Linked DNA regions of Homo sapiens: region 2 is linked to region 1. Evidence: chromatin loops called from intact Hi-C (ENCODE). Cell type or tissue: pancreas. All regions are shown on one strand. Links, peaks and the distances in the headings refer to the core of each region. The heading gives the core; the rest is flanking DNA.

Region 1 (8,397 bases), core at 256-8,255:
GCCTGTAATCCCAGCACTTTGGGAGGCCGAGGCGGGTGGATCATGAGGTCAGGAGCTCGAGACCATCCTGTCTAACACGGTAAAACCCCGTCTCTACTAAAAACACACAAAAAATTAACCGGGCGTGGTGGCAGGTGTCTGTAGTCCCAGCTACTCGGGAGGCTGAGGCAGGAGAATGGCATGAACCCGGGAGGCGGAGCTTGCAGTGAGCCGGGATCGCACCACTGCACTCCAGCCTGGGCAATAGAGAGAGAATCGTCTCAAAAATAAATACAATACAATCAATACAATAGAATACAATACAATAGAATACAATACAATAGAATACAATACAATAGAATACAATAGAATACAGTACAATACAATACAACACAACACAACACAACACAACACAACACGTAGTGATAACAGTGAAGCACAGATGGCGTTTGTTCAGGTTTGTTTTCCGTTCTGCAGGAGCAGCAGCACTGGCCTGTCGACAGTGCAGGTGGCTGGCAATGGCCTTGCTGACCTCGAGCCGGGCCCACGTGGGGACCTTTGGAGCACAGCCTACGATCCTGGTGCAAGGAATGTCCCATTCTTCTGATGCTCTGGGAGGGCTGAGCATCACTTGTGGGTCCCCCTGCCCTGTCATGGCCTCTTAAAGCCTGAGCATGGGGCCTGCCCCACAGTGTGGGAGCCTGGGGCCAGAGTCCCACCGATCTGACCCCTTTTGTGCTGGGGATTTTGTGTGCATGGACTTGTTTGGTCTTCACGGCTACCCAGCAACCTGGGTGTGTTGTCATCAACCCCATCTTAGGAGTGAGTAAACTGAGGCCTGGTGGGATAGTGACCTGCTCAAGGTCACGAAGGACTGTCCTGGGAGCATGGCTTTGTCTTTACAACTCCGGACCCTTGCTCATCCTTTCCCAGAGGTCATGGCCCCTTCACCCGTTCATAGGACGTCAAAGGAGGAAACCGAGGCTTGCACAGAGAGGGAGTGTGGCTCGCCCCCAGGCTGGCACGGGCCGACGCTGTGGTGGTTTCTCCACTGAGGTGCGGGGAAGGCAGGAGCTGGGACCCAGGCTGGGGGCCTGACTCTGCTGCTGCCCTGGTGCGTCACCTCAGGCGTGTCCTGGGGCCCCTGGTGTCAGCATCTGCACTGGACAGTCTCTGGGGCACCCTCCAGCCTGAGCAGCCTGCTGCGGGGGCTGTACTGTGCTCAGTGAGCCTGGCTGCCCCTTCAGACAGAGGAGAGTGCTGGGGCTGGCTTCAAGCAGGCCTCTTTGTTTCTTCTTTTCTTTAAATTGCCTGCACTTGAGTAGCCTTTATCACACAGTGCAGGAATCTCAAAGGGACAAAAAGGCAGTCTCTTGTTTCTCCTCGGAATACTCTGCACACTCCAGCATTTTCTTTCCTTCTTCTTCTCATTTTTTTTTTTTGAGACAGTGTCTTGCTCTGTTGCCCAGTGGCACAGTCATGGCTCACCACAGCTCAGACGATCCTCCCACCTCAGCCTCCCAGGTAACTGGGACTACAGGCACGCACCACCACGCCCACTACATTTTTGTTTTGTTTTATTTTTTGTAGAGACAGGATTTTGTCATGTTGCCCAGGCTAGTATTGAACTCCTGAGCTCAAGGAATCCACCCACCTTGGCCTCCCAAAGTGCTGGGATTACAGGCATGTGCTAATTTTTGTATTTTTAGTAGAGACAGGGTTTCACCATGTTGGCCAGGCTGGTCTCAAACTCCTGACCTCAAGTAATCCTTCTGCCTTGGCCTCCCAAAGTGCTGGGATTACAGGCGTGAGCCACCTCACATGGTCTGACCGGCATTTTCTTTCTCACACTGCTGTACTCCTGCTGCTCTTGGCTCTTCCTGTCCCTGGGAGGCCACTCCTCGCATCCTGCTGAGGACCTGCAGGATCCTCACCAATTCCATGTGCCAGCCTTTTGATTCTATAAACCCTGGGCCTCAGTTTCCCCATCTGCAGCATGGAGATCACATTAGTACCTGCCTCAAGGGGTTGCTGAGAGGATCAAATGAGATGTAATGAAAGAAATTTGCATAGGCCAGGCACGCAGAGGACACCCCAGGACACCCCAGCACATAGTAGGTATTCACTAAATGTTAGTGGGTGTTGTAGTGTGGGGGTAAGCTGCTCAACGTGGAATTTCTGGATGCAGAAGAATGGGCATTTTGATGGCCATGGGGCATGGAGGACCCAGACCGGTGAGGTCTGGCCATGGGAGGCCAGGCTGCACCCTGATGCCCGCAGCCACCTGCTGTGGGCCCCCTGTCTTTCACGTGCCTTGTGCCCCAGCCACTCTGCCCGGGGTCCTCCCGTGTTGCCTCCTTCCCTCTCCAGCGAGGCCCGTGCCTCTGGCCCTTCCCTACGTCCTTCCCTCCAAAGCACAAGTGGTTCCATGTTGCAGGCGGGCCATGGTTGTCTCTGCTGGGCTGTTGGCATTGGGCGGGAGGACCCTCTGGCAGCCATGGTTGCCCCTGTGCAGCTGAGCATCTGGCCTCCCCACCGGATGTTAGGGGTGCTCCCGAGCCATGCTGGTCCGGAGCATCACCGGGGAGGGGGCGCTGCCAGGTGGATAGTCTGGGGATCCCCCGTTCTCTGCAGGTGAGGAAGTCCCTGTAGGGTAGAGAGGTGGGGAGGGTGTGAGGCCCTGGAGGCCAGGCCCTGGCCAGGTGGCCTTGCACAGCCGGGCAGAGGCAGGGCAGGGCTGTGGAGGGCAGAGCCTTGGTCACTCCTCCTCACCCTAGCCTGCTGCACACCTACAAGGTGAGGATAGAGAAGGTAGGGCCTGCAGTGGCCGTGTATGAGGCCAGATGGCACAGCCTGGGCCTGGCATGGAGCAGGCACTTGGTTAGATGGGAGAACCTTCCCCTTGTCCTGCATCCTCTCCAGAGCCCAGGACAGGGGCCCCAGAACCTCAGGGCAAGGGGCCCTGCCTGAAGGTGCATGGCCACCCCCTGCTGCCCACAGGTGCTTGGCAGTGGCGTCTGCAGTACCTCAGGACCTCTGATGGCACCTGTCCTGGGGAGAGGGGCCAGTGTCTGGCAGGTCGCAGCCAAACACATCCATCCACACCGTCGAGGTACATCTGCCCACGCAAAAGCCTGTGCCCACTTCTCGGGGCCTCAGTTTCCCCCGTGCCATGGAGCGCATTGGCCTTGTTGCTGTCCCTCTGAGGGACCCTGGGGAATAGAGGTGGCCTGGGGCAGGGCGGCGCCTCTTGCTGCTCACATCTCCCAGCCCTTGTGGCTCCTTCCCTGGCAGGCCCAGAACTTCTGCAGTAGAACAGGGACCTCCTGGAACATCCGGAAGTCAGGTGAGGGCAGTGAACTAGGAGCAGGGATTACTTCTGTTGTCAGAAACCTGGTGATGCTCCTGCATGTGGCATGGTGTGGGGCTGACTTTATGAGTGGAGGCGGAGCAGGGGCTGCAAGGAGGGGTTGTCATCTTGCCCCTGTGGGTGACCCTTAGAGGGTCACACAGCTTGGTCTCCCCAGGCCCAGGGTAGAGGGAGCAGCCGAAGTGGGGGCCCTGCCCTCAGGCTGTTGCTGTTTGGACGTTGGAGCCAGACAGACCTGCCTTTATGGCCACTCCTCACCAGACGCCCACCGTGTGGCCTCTCTAAGTCACCTCTTCTCCCGCATGCTTGATACAACAGATAAGTGAACCTCCCCTACTCCCTTGTGGAGTCACTGAGAGGGTGGACAGGGGTGGTCTGGGGCTGAGGGTGGTGTTCTCTTGGGAGCTGTGCACTTCCAGATGGCCCCATCTAATCTCCACGCGCCAGGCACTGCTATGGCATGACGCTGATAACCCGGGGAGGTTTGTCTGTAATCTCCACTTTACATATGTCCAGAGAGGTGAAGCCACTTGCCTGAGGGCACACAGCTAGGAAGGGGCAGAGTTGCAGTTGAGCCCAGGCCTTGGCTCCAGAGTGAGTGCTCACAGGTGACCTGCTGACTGGCTCTCTGAGATGGTAACTGCAGAACGGCCACCTGTGGGACTCCACAGCAGAGAAGCCATCAGGCCACAGGGAGAGCCGGTCACTGGGGCCTGCGCAGTCAGGCAGCCTCTCTGAACTGGTGAAAGGCAAGACGACGTAGTAGCTAGGACAGTCACAGGGAAGAGCATTTCAGGCAGAGGGAAGGGCATGTGTGAAGGCCCTGCGGTGGGAAAGCAGGTGTCTCATTCAGAGAAGGGCTCACTCAAGGGTCGGGGGCTCTAGTTGGGGGTGAGTGGGAGGAGATAGGGCAGAGCTGCCACGGCCAGTGAGAGTTGTGTTCTAGTCTGGGGGTGCCTCTCTTTACCTGTGGTGTAGCCTCAGGTCAGTGGCTGAATTCTGGTCAGTTTCAGTTTCCTTGCCCCTGCCTGGGGGCTGCTATGAGGCTGGAGTATGTGGAGGACACCCCAGGACACCCCGTGCTGAGAGCCGGGACAGGCGGGCTTATCGTGGGTTGCCAGTGGCCGCCGAGAGCCTCTGTTTGTTGTGGTGATGGTTGCCACAACGGCTGCACCTGGGCAGCCCTGGGCTGCCTGGCCATCTGGGCCCAGCTCTGACGTCTGCAGCAGCCTGAGGCCTGTTTCTAGGCTGTCTCCATGACGGCCTCACCCACTCCCTCTGACAGCTGGGTGGCTTCCCCATGGAGCCTGTGGCCCTCCTGATGCAGGCTTGGTGTCCCCAACAGGCCGGTGGATGCAGAGGCCAGTCCATATACCACCCAGGCCTGCGAGGAGCGTGGTCCCCACCCATCCAGCCCATATGTGCAAGTGCCCTTGACAGGTGGGGAAACTGAGGCTTGGTGAAGGGGGGGCCACATGATACAACATTCCCAAATCCCAAGGCATGAGGTGGGTGGCAGGCTGGGGCCAGAGGGACCAAGAGCAGAGAGAGTGCAGGGAGGGTGTGGCGTGGACCCCACAGGGAAAGGGTGGGACTCAAGGGGCTGGGGGCAAGGTCAAGGCCCAGGGTCTCTGTGCAGAGCTTTAATTTTTAACAGAAAATATTTTATATTCTGGTTACGAAAAGCCTGACATCAGGAATAAAAGCTACCTATAATTCTCATTACTTAGGGCAGTTTTTTTTTTCACCTCTGCAGAGAGGCTGGTCATATCCATGGTGACCATTTATGGGCCACAACAGGTCCCCATCTGCGCAGTGAACCCTGTGCTGAGCACCTTGCAGACGTGATCTTGCTTCGTCCTGCAGCACTGTGCGGGGCAGGTGGGTGGCATTTCTGCCTCGAGCTGTTTTGTACATGAGGAACCCAAGGTGCAGAGGAGGGCACCATGCCAGGGTCGCAGAGCTGGAGTTTACCACGGCTGCGCCACTCCAAGCCCAGAGCCTCAGAAGTTCAGAGACTTTGGCCCAGAGGCAGGATAGAAGTGGCCTCAGAAGCTGCTGGCCCTGTGTGCCATGGTTTTTCCTGTTAGAATGTGCTGAGCCTCTGCATCTCCAGACTCTGTTGCCGTTTCTTGTTGAGCACGAGACTTGGGCCCCTCCTTCCGCCTCAGGGAGGGCTCCCTGTGGCAGGGGTGCTGTGAGCCATGGCCTGGCCTGTTGGGGTCTGCGAGTCAATAAACTCAGGAGTGACTCCTGGCCAGACCCCTGACTTGCTGTGCAGCCTGGGGCAAGTGGCTTCACCTCTCTGAGCCTGTTCCCCAAGTAAAGTGAGGTTGGGAGCCCCTCCCTGTAGGGCTGTGGGAGTATCTGGAGTCACAGATGAGAAGGGCCCTGCCTGTGGCCGGTGCTGTGGCTGTGACAGACTCGCAGTGAGACCCATGCGGTCCCTGACAGCCAGGGTGTTGCTGCATCTTAAAATGAGATAAAAACGCTGCGCACAGGAGTAGTGACTAGGCGATTGATTCATGGGGTGAGCAGTTAGCAGGCAGGCACCCAGTGCATGTGGCGGCAGCTGCTGCTGCTGCTGCTGCTGCTGCTTCTGTCTGTGGACGCTGTTGTTTCCTGAAGCCTCTGGGGCCTGGCAGCGGGGTCCCCGGGGTGGCTTTGGTGGAAAGGCTGCAGGTATCTGCTTGCCTGGCTCCTGCACTCTGCCCACCTGCCCCAGGATGGACCCTGGGACCCCTGTCCCTGCCAAGGCTATTCTGTTTCCTGTTGTTCTGGCCTTGTCTTCCCAGTAGCGGTAACCACCCTTCGCCCTCCATCTGGGCTGGGTTGGCTGCTGGGCCCCGGTGCGTGGCTCTGAGATGGGGCCACAAGTCTGTGTTGCACCGTGGCCAAGGCTGGATCTGAACCTGGCTTGGAGGCGGCTTCAGAGACTGGGGTCTTCTTGGCAGGCGGCAGCAGGGCCATGGGCAGTTTCTAAGCCCCAGTACCAGCAGCCAGGGTGAGCCAGCAGCAGGGAGTGGCGGGTGGTGGGTGAGGGCCAAGATGTGGCAGGATCATGCTTGGGAAATGATGAGGCAGAAGCTCCCACAAGGGCAGGCATGTGGCCAGCATGTCTGTACTGGGTGGTCTCCGGGAGCCGTGTCACTCCCAGCCCTGCTGCCTGATGGTGCCAGAGCACCAGGTGACCCTGGCATCTCTGATCCTTGCTTCTCCTGCCTGTGGAATGGCGGCTATGCCTTATTCAAAGGGCGGCCCTGACTACAGGGAGCTCTCTCTGCATGCCAGCCCCACTGTGCCTGGAGCCCCAGAAATGCTGACCCTCCGTTAGTACCAGCTGAGTGCTGTGCACCTGGCCAGGCTCTTGTAGCCAGCCTGAGAGGTGTGGACACTGGGGCCTCTCGCCTGTCCCTAGGGGTGGAGTGAGGAAGGTACTGCCCCGGGACTCTGGCCTGCCTGGTGCAGGGGAGGGGAGAGAGCCAGCGCTTTTCAGGGGAGGGAGAGAAACGGGCATCGGGTGTCGGCCTCCAGGGTGAGCAGGGCCCAGCAGAGCTAGCCTGGAGGGCAGCCCGGGCTGGAGTCCCCGCCTGCTCCACCGCCTGTTGCCCTTTCTGGGGGCCTGGCCTTCCTCATCTTGGATGCAGTATGAGCCCCATCCTGCTACCTGCAGCTAATGAAGCCCCTGTACAGTGGCTGCTGCAGGTGCTGGCTGGACCCCCGCTGGGCCCCTTCTCACCCCACATCCCATTGACTAGTCAGGCAGGGCAGTGAGGACACCTCACAGATGGGGAAACTGAGGCCCAGGGAGGTACTCAAGATGTGCCCAGTGGGCAGGGCTGAGATAAGGCCCTGGAGTCCAGCCTCCAGGCCTGGGTCTGTCCTGCTCTGCTCCCCTGCAGGGCTGGTGGGCCTCCTTCCCCCTTTGAAGGCCTAACGGCCTGGCTTGGAGAGAGGGGGCTCCCGGCATGGGTGATGGCAGAGGCTGGCACCCTTGTGGGCCAGGGCCTGATGGCTCATGGGAGTGCAGGGGACATTGATGTCAAGGGATAGGCCAGACGCCTCACCTTCTCTCCATTCTAGGAAAATCCAAGAGGAAGAAGGATCTACGGATATCCTGCATGTCCAAGCCACCCGCACCCAACCCCACGTGAGTCTGCCTCAGTTTCTCCCTGGCTCACCCTGGAGAGGCTTCCCGAACAGGGCTCAATGGAAGGAGTGAGAGGCAGGTGGGGCCAGCCCTGCTTTACCTCGTCCTGTCCTGGGCAGCCCCTGCTGTGCATACAGCCAGGTGACGGCTGCTGGGGGTTCATGCAGCACCATTTGCTCTGCTCTGCTCACTTCTCACCCTGTCTTGGAGGCTCGATGAGGCCGTGCCCAGCTCAGTGTAGATGCTCAGCAGCCAGTGAGAGGAGGTGGCCGGAGAAGGCGCCTCCGGGGCAGGAGGCACCTCGTCCCCACGCCAGGCCCCACACTGGCCCATCTACTGCTGCACTTGGGGAAGGGTGTGGTTCTCTCTGAAGCTCACGGAGTCTTCTTTCTCCACAGACCCCCCCGGAACCTGGACTCCCGGACCTTCATCACCATTGGAGACAGAGTAGGTGCCAGCCGCCACCCCTGCAGGGCCTCTCACTTCACCTGACGAGCGGGTAGAGCTGACCCTGCAGGGCCACTTTGGGGGGAGGTGACTGAGGGGTCAGAGAGGGTCAGGCTCTGGAGAAGAGCCTCGTCCTGCGCTGCTGGCTGTGTGGCCCTGGGCCACCCACTCTTTGACCCTCCTGGTGGGAATGAGGACCATCGGCTGCCTGACTGGAGCTTGGCGAGCCCAGAGCTGGTAGGAAGGTTTCTGAGCTGAGAGCAAGGCCCTGCACCTCATCCTAGCCCTAGGGGAGAGTATTGAACATGCAGGCTCCTAGGCCGCCCTGGACCCGCTGGATCACTCCCTCAGGCCAGCACCTGGGCAACCTGCATTTTATGCTTCCAGAAGCCTCGGAAGGGCACTAGCCATTCAGAATCCTGGCTCAGGGACCGTGCTATGCCCCGTTCCT
Region 2 (8,397 bases), core at 238-8,237, 970 kb after region 1:
GCAAAGCATTTTCATAGATAGCTTGTTTTTAGTTTTCATGGCAGGATATTTGGTCTTTTACTGTAGGCCTCAATGGGCTCTGATATGGCCCTTAGCAGATTCTACAAAAAGAGTGTTTCCAACCTGCTGAATCAAAATAAGTGTTTAAGTCTGTAAGATGAATCCACACAACAAAAAGAATTTTTACAGATAGCTTCTTTGTAGTTTTTATTGCAAGATATTCAATGTTTCAATATACTCATCCATGGGCTCCAAAATGTTTCTTGGTATATTCTACAAAAAGAACGTTTCCAACCTGCTGAATAAAAACAAAGATTTAGCTATGAGAGATTATTCCACACATCACAAGACCTTTTGACAGATAGCTTGTTTCTAGTTTTCATCATAGATAGTCAACTTTTCACTACAGGCCTCAATTAACTTTGGAATATCCTTTCATAGAATCTACAAAAAGAGTGTTTCCAGCCTGCAAACAAGGGTTAACCCTGTGAGATGGATCCACACATCCCAAACCATTTTCACAAATAGCTTGTTTCTCCTTTTCATCAAAGGATATTTGCTTTTTCCATATACTTCTCCATGGGCTCTGAAATATCACTTCACAGATTCTACAAAAAGAGTTTCCAACCTGCTGAATCAAAACAAAGGTTTAACTCTGTGAAATGAATCCACACATTTCAAAGCATTTTCACAGATAGCTTTTCTCTATTTTACGTTGCGGGATATTTGATTTTTTGCTATACTCGTCCACGGGCTCCAAAATGTCCTTTTGTAGATACTACAAAAAGAGTCTTTTTAATCTGCTCAATCAAAACAAATGTTTAACTCTGGGAGATGAATCTCTGCATGGCAAAGCATTTTTATAGATAGCTTGTTTCTAGTTTTCCTTGTGGGATATTCAGTTTTTCACTGTAGGCCTCAATGGGTTCTGAAATGTCACTCTGTAGACAAAGGGACAAACAGAGTGATTCCGTCCTGCTGAATCAAAACAAAGGTTTACCTTTTTGTGATGAATCCACACATCGCAAAGCATTTTCACAGTTTCTTTCTAGTTTTTATCGTGGGATATTCAGTGTTTTACTCTTGGCCTTAATGGACTCTGACATGTCCCTTCATAGATTCTATAAAAAGAGTGTTTCCAACCTGCTAAATCAAAACAAATGTTTAACTCTGTGGGAAGTATTGACACATCACAAAGCAATTTCACAGATAGCTTGTTTCTAGTTTTTATTGTGGGATATTTGGTTTTTCACCGTAGACCAAAATTGGCTCCAAAATGTACCCTTGCAGATTCTACAAGAAGAGTGTTTCCAACTGCTGAATCAAGACAAAGGATTAACTCTGTGAGATAAATATACACATGGCAAAGAGTTTTTAGTGATAGGTTGTTTCTAGTTTCTTTAGTGGGATATTCAATTTTTCACTGTAGGCCTCAATGGCCTCTGAAATGTCCCACAGAGATGGTACAAAAAGACTGTTTCCAATGTGCTGAATAAATACAAAGGTTTAACTCTATCAGATGAATCCAAACATCACAAAGCATTTTCACAGGTAGCTTTTTTCTAGTTTTTATTGTGGGATGTTTGGTTTTTCACTATTGGCCCTAATGGGCTCCAAAATATCCTTTCTTAGATTCTACAAAGAGACTGTCTACAACCTGCTTAATTAAAACAAAGATTTAACTCTTTGAGATGAATCCACACATCATAAAACATTTTCAGAGATAGAATTTTTGTTATTTTTATTGCAAAATATTCGGTTTTTTACTATAGGCATCAATGGGTATGAAATGTCCTTTGTATATTCTATTTAAAAAAGTTTTTTTTTAACCTGTTGAATAAATACAAAGGTTTAACTCTGTGAGATGAATCCACATATTGCAAAGCATTTTCAAAGATAGATTGTTTCTACTTTTTATTGCAGGATAATCAGTGTTTCACTATGGGCCTCAATGGGCTTCAAAATATCCCTTTGTAGATTTTACAAAAAGATATTTTCCAATCTGCTGAATCAAGACAAAGGATTCAATCTATGAGATGAATCCACACATTGCAAAAAATTTTTACTTAGAGGCTGTTTCTAGTTTTTATCATGGGATAATGGGTTGTTCATCAACGTGCTGAATCACAAAAAGGTGTAACTCTGTGAGATGGAATCACACATTGCAAATAATTTTCAGACACAGTTATTTGTTATTGCTATAATGGGATGTTCAACTTTTCTCTGTAGGCTTCAACAGGCTTCTAAAACTCTTTTCATAGATTGTACAGAAAGGGTGTATCCAAAGAGCTGAATCAAAACAAAGGTTTAATTCTGTGAGATAAATCCACACATCACAAGGTATTTTCACATATAGCTTGTTTTTAGTTTTTATTGTGTGATGTTCGGTTTGTCAATGGGCTCTGAAATGTTTCTTTGTTGAATCTACGAAAGGAAAGTTTTCAATCTGCTGAATCAGAAAAAAGGTTTAACTCTGTGAAATGAATCCACACAATGTAAAACATTTTCACAGATGGCTTGTTTCTAGTTTTTACCATGGGATATTCGGTTTTTCACTACAGGTCTCAATGACCTCCAAAGTGTCCCTTCTTAGATCCTCCAAAAAAATTGTTTCCAACCTGCTGAATAATAACAAAGGTTTAACTCTGTGAGCTGAATCCACACATGGCAAAGCGTATTCAGAGATATATTTTTTATTGTTTCTATTACAAAATATTGGTTTATTACTATAAGCATCAATGGGTGTGAAATGTCCCTTTGTATACTCTATAAAACAAGTGTTCACAATCTGCTGAGTAAAAGAGAGGTTTAGCTCTGTGAGATGAAATCACACATTGCAAAGCATTTTCAGACATAGTTTCTTTTTAGTTTTTATTGATGAACATTCGTTTTTTCACTATACTTCTCAATGGGTCTATGTACCTTTGTAGACTGTACAAAAAGAGTGTATCCAACTTGCAGAATCACAGCAAAGGTTTAACTCTGTCAGATAAATCCAAATATCACAAAGTGTTCTCACAGATCACTTGCTTCTAGTTTTTATCATGAGATATTCTGTTTTTCACTATAGGCCTCAATGGGCTCTGAAACATGTTTTCCTAGATTCTACAAAAAAAAGTGTTAACAATCTGCTGAATCAGAAGAAAGGTTTAACACTGTGAGATGAATCCGCAGATTGCAAAGCATTTTCACAAAAAGCTTTCTTTTAGTTTTTTTATTGAAAATATTCAGTTTTTCACTATAGGCCTCAATGGGCTTCCAAATAACTTTTCTGAAATTCTACAAAAAAAGTGTTTCCAACCTGCTGAATGAAAACAAAGGTTTAACTCTGTGAGATGAATCCACACATTGCAAAGCATTTTTACAAATAGGGTTTCTAGTTTTTATCGTGGGATAATCAATTTTTCACTATAGGCCTTAATGAACTACGAAAAGGCTCTTCATAGTTTCCACAGTTAAAGTGTTTGCAACCTGTTGAAACAAAACAAAGGTTTAACTCTGTGAGATAGATCCACACATTGCAAAACATTTTCACTGATAGCTTGTTTCTAGTTTCTATCACAGGATACACAGTTTTTCACTATATGCCTCAATGGGCTTAAAAAAGTTCCTTCGCAGATTCTACAGAAAGAGTTTTTCCAACCTACTAAAAAAAAAAAAGTTTAACTCTGTGAGATGAATTCACACATAGCAAAGTGTTTTCACTGATTGCTTGTTTCTACTTTATATCGTGAAATATTTGGTTTTTTAGTATAGGCCTCAATGGGCTCTGAAACTTTCCTTTTCAGATTCTACAAAAAGAGTGTTTTTAACTTATTCAATCTAAAGAAAGTTTTACCTTTGTAAGATGAATCCAAACATCACAAAGCATATTCACAGATAGCAAGCTTTTAGTTTTTATCACAGAATATTTTGTTTTTCACTATATGCCTCAATGGGTTCCACAAAATTTATTAGTAGATTCTACAAAAGGAGTGTTTCCAACCTGATGAATCAAAAAAAAGGTTTAATTCTTTCAGATGAGCCCACAAATCCGAAAGCATTTTCACAGATAGCTTGTTTCTAGTTTTTACCATGGGATATTTGTTATTTCACTATAGGACTGCATGGACTCCGAAATGTCTCCTCGTAGATCCTACAGAAAGAGTGTTTCCAAACTACTGAATTAAAACAAATGTTTAAATGTGTGACATAATTTCACATATCACAAAGCATTTTCACAGACAGCTTGTTTGTAGTTTTTATCACAGGATTTTCAGTTTTTCACTATAGGCCTCAATGTGCTTTGAAATGTCTCTTCTTAGATTCTGCAAAAAACATGCTTCCAACCTGCTGAATCAAAACAAAGGTTTACTCTGTGAGATAAATACACACATTCTAAAGCCTTTTGACAGACAGCTTGCATGAAGTTTTTATCAGGGGATATTATGTTTTTCTCAATGGGTATCAAAGGGCTGCCAAATGTCCCTTCACAGATTCTACAAAAAAAGTCTTAAAAACTGCTGAATCAGAACAAAGATTTAGCTTCATAAGATGAATCCAGAAATCGCAAATCATTTCACTGAAGGCTTGTTTCTAGTTTTTATCACAAGATAATCAGTTTTTTACTATAGGCCTCAATTTGCTCAAAAATGTTCCCTCGTAGATTCTAGAAAGAAAGTGTTTCTGACCTGCTGAATCTCAGGAAAGGCTAACTCTGTGAGATGAGATCAGACATCAGAAAGCATTTTCATACATAGCTTCTTTGTAGTTTTTATCCCAGGATATTCAGTTTTTCACTATATGCCTCAAAAAATTTTGAAATGTTCCCTCATAGACAGTACAAAATTATGAGAGGACATTTCAAATGAGGGGACATTTCAAAAGATTGTACAAATCTATGAGGGGACATTCCAAATGAGGGGACATTTCAAAAGAGTGTATCCAACCTTCTGAATCAAAACAAATGTTTAACTCTATGTAATAAATCCACACATCACAAAGCATTTTCACCATATCCCCCAAAAAGGAAACTCTTGTTCTCCTACTCCTATTGGAGGGCTGCATGATTCCTATAGGATGAAAAGCAGGCAGCCATGGCTGGCTTTTGCCTGGTAATCTAGGCTCTGTTTCATTTCATCTGCACGTCCTTTCTCATAGTGGAGAGGCTCTTTCATTGGGCTGTTGCTGGGTGGGACTGCCTCTCGCCACAGTTCTATTGGCTGCCGGGGATTTCAGGGAGCAAAAGGGACTTCGGGTAGGCAGGCCATGCTCCAGGTTGTGTATTATGATCTCGTTGTGGTGCCTGAGGTTGTTTGCACTTTGCAGGAGACTTTTGGGTCCTCTGACAGGAATCCTTGAACGTTGCTTGGACTCCAGCACAAGTCAGCTCGTTCTCTCATGCAAACCTTGATTTTCCTTTGTTTTCATGGGGGCGGGGGGGGTCAACAGTGCCCCTCAACAGCACTGCTGGACACCCTTTTCATGCTTGCAATCGCCACAGACGGCCTCTGAGACAATGTCTCAACCTCCTCTGCACCCGTGAGAGGCCAGTTCAAGGTGTGAGAACACTGCTACGCCTTGGACTTGCCTTTGCCGTAGTTCCTGCCTTTCCCAGAGAGCCCCTGCGAGGCCCAGGATGAAGGGAGGCAATGAGGTCAAAGGCCCGGCCATCTTTCGCTGACACCCGCCTCTGGGGTCTCAGGTATGAGTTCATCACCCAAAGACCCCTCAACAGGTCACCAGACTATATTCCAATCCCCATGGGACCCGATTCCTGAACGCAGCCTCTTTCGGGAAGGGAGTCAGAAGAGCAGTTTCCAGAGACCAACTCACACTCTCGAAATGCCTCCTTCTCCAGCGGGACCCGACCTTGGAGACGGTCCGAGGGGGCCCTAAGGTCGAGACTTTTAGGGTCCTGCAGTGGATTATCGTAGGCAGCCTTTTTCCTGATACCAGACCAGCTCTGCCTGTACCATTTTCCTCTGTTTAAGCAGGCTAACAGCTCTGACAGCTGGGCGCCCGAGACTGCCTCGCTAAAGCGCATGCGCTAGTCTCAGGGCGCCAGGCCTGAGCTGTAAATTCTGGCTAGCGTCACAATGAATGCCACCGTCACCTAGCGACAAATCCCTGCGGCTTGGCGGAGACAGAGAACTTTGTGGAGGTGCCTAGGCGGTGGACTCTCGCCTGTCTTCTCTGTGGGATCCACGGGATAGTCCCATGATCCTAGGAGAGGGCAGACGTGAGCCAGCCTGAAGAAACGCCAAGCAGGAGCCCCAGGAATAAACCGCAAAATCCCTAAGGATCCAAAAGGATCTGCAGGATGCCTCAGGCCTGCCTAGTCATCGTAGGGGTAAGTCTTTTTGAAACTTGCCCCACTGTGATTTTTAGATACAGCCCACCTGTGTTCCTCAGGGTTGCTCTCTCTTAGGTGGGGTTTCCTTCAGAAACATGCAGCCTCAGAAGCTGCCGGTCTGTGTGTTCTGTGGGAGTGTTACAAGTGTTGGAAGTCTGCGTGTGTGTGTGTGTGTATGTGCCTGTAAGTGTAGTCGACTTAAAGGAATGTGGCTAATGCACTGCAGCGCTTCTTTTTTTTTGAGTCTCCCAACCTTATGTTGTCCTGTCTGTGTGGCTCTGCTTGGTCTGCGCGGCTCGGTGCTCTTTATCTTTCTGTGGATCATGAATCCGCAGTGAATTCGGAGGCTGGCTGAGACCGGCCTGGGTCAAAATCACCTCCACTGCAAAAAAAAAAAAAAAAAAAAAAAAAAAAAAAGATGTTCTTCTAGAAAGAACAGGAGCACACCACACCCAAGAAAGGACATCTCCCAGTGTTTTACCGTCTTGCGTCCAAGTCAGGGAAAGACACTAGCAGTTCTGTCCGCAGGGCAGAATTTACATCGAATTCAGTTCCCAGCCGAGCAGGTACTTCCCGTCGTGAGGGGGCACTCCTCCATCATCTTCGGATTTCATTCAGGGACAGAAAGTGTGAGCAGCAATAAGGTCAGATAGGGGAGAGGATACAATCTGTTGTGGGGTGAATGAGGTCCCACACCTCTACCTGCAAAAAAGGTGAAGACAGATGAAGGTGCTTCCAGCTGCATCCCCTCAGTCCCTTAATTGCACAACCAGTACACCCATGGCCCGGTGTTCAGGTGGGAAAACTCCAAGGTGCAGGGAACATTTGGAGTGCAAACTGAGGCCATCCTGACAAACTCCCAATTTGGGGGCTTTTATACCTAGAGCCAAATGGAAGTGTGATGGGTTGATGCTGGGTGGGATGTGGCCACCGCACTTGCCTCTTCTTTTGCTGACTTCCATGTTCCTCATCGGCCTAGGGTTTCCTGGGGCTGGCTCAACGTCTTACACACTAAATGTTTCACAGTTCACAGAGGACGATCCTCATGGGAATCCATTACATGAGTGTTTTCTTCTAAACGCTGTCACGTTTTAATGACTGGCAGCTGTTATAATTTTAAAACCGTAAATTCCCATTACATTCACCAACAAGGAAACTCTTGTTCTCCCACTTCTATTGAAGGGCTGCATGATTCCTATAGGATGAGTAGCAGGCAGCCATGTCTGGCTTTTGCCTGGTAATCTAGGCTCTGTTTCATCTCATCTGCACGTCCTTTCTCATTGTGGAGGTTCTTTCATTGGGCTGTTGCTAGGTGGGACTGCCTCTCGCCATAAATCTTTTGGCTGCGAGGGATTTCAGGCAGCAAAAGGGACTTCAGGTAATCAGGCTGCCCTCCAGGTTGTGGGTCGTGGTCTCCTTTTGGGGCTGAGGTTGTTTGCACTTTGCAGGAGGGTTTTGGGTTTTCTGACAGGAAGCTTTGAACATTGGTTGGACTCCAGCGCAAGTCAGCTCGTTCTCTCAGGCAAGCCTTGATTTTTGTTGGCTTTCATGGGGGGTCAACAGTGCCCGTCCACAGCACTGCTGGGCACCCTTTTCAGGCTTGCAATCACCACAGACAACCTCTGAGACAATGTCTCAACCTCATCTGCAGCCATGAGAGGCCAGTTCGAAGTGTGAGAACACTGCTCTACCTTGGACTTGCATTTGTCGCGGTTTCTGCCTTTCCCAGAGATCCTCTGCGAGGCCCGGGATGAAGTAAGGCAGTGAGGCCAAGGGCCCGGCCATCTTTTGCTGACACCCGCCTCTGGGGTCTCAGTTTAGATTCCATCACCCAAAGACCCCTCAACAACTCACCAGACTATATTCCAATCCCCATGGGACCCGATTCCTGCAAACAGCCTCTTTCAGGAAGGGAGTCAGAAGAGCAGTTTCCAGCAACCAACTCACACTCTTGAAACGCCTCCTCCTCCAGCGGGACCCGACAACAGAGACGACCCGAGGGGGCCCTAAGGTCAAGACTTTTAGGGTCCCGCAATGGGTTATGGAAGGCAGCCTTTCTCCCG

What was found. Peaks named below come from ENCODE experiments on the same cell type or tissue, not always from the same donor. Only the 100,000 strongest peaks of a DNase experiment are listed, where the experiment ranks them.
Region 2: it touches region 1 in a loop (12-fold over the local background); 1 of 110 quality-filtered maps calls a loop at or near these places.

What each region holds. Positions count from the first base shown.
Region 1 is chr17:21,290,981-21,299,377 of GRCh38, forward strand. It overlaps MAP2K3 (mitogen-activated protein kinase kinase 3), which reads left to right. Exons shown (of 12, transcript NM_145109.3): 2 at 7,433-7,499; 3 at 7,898-7,946. Among named protein-coding and RNA genes, the nearest start is that of MAP2K3, 10 kb to the left of the region's middle. RefSeq lists enhancers at 5,753-6,292, 6,453-6,954, 6,955-7,454. In pancreas, for the core only: no CTCF peak of the experiment used is centred there; DNase peaks (open chromatin) are centred at 4,631, 5,291, 6,531, 7,311 and 11 weaker places.
Region 2 is chr17:22,260,338-22,268,734 of GRCh38, forward strand. LINC02002 (long intergenic non-protein coding RNA 2002) reads right to left here and starts at 6,021. Exons shown (of 7, transcript NR_187277.1): 1 at 5,815-6,021. LOC105371597 (a long non-coding RNA gene) reads left to right here and starts at 6,127. Exons shown (of 2, transcript NR_188343.1): 1 at 6,127-6,331. In pancreas, for the core only: no CTCF peak of the experiment used is centred there; no DNase peak of the experiment used is centred there.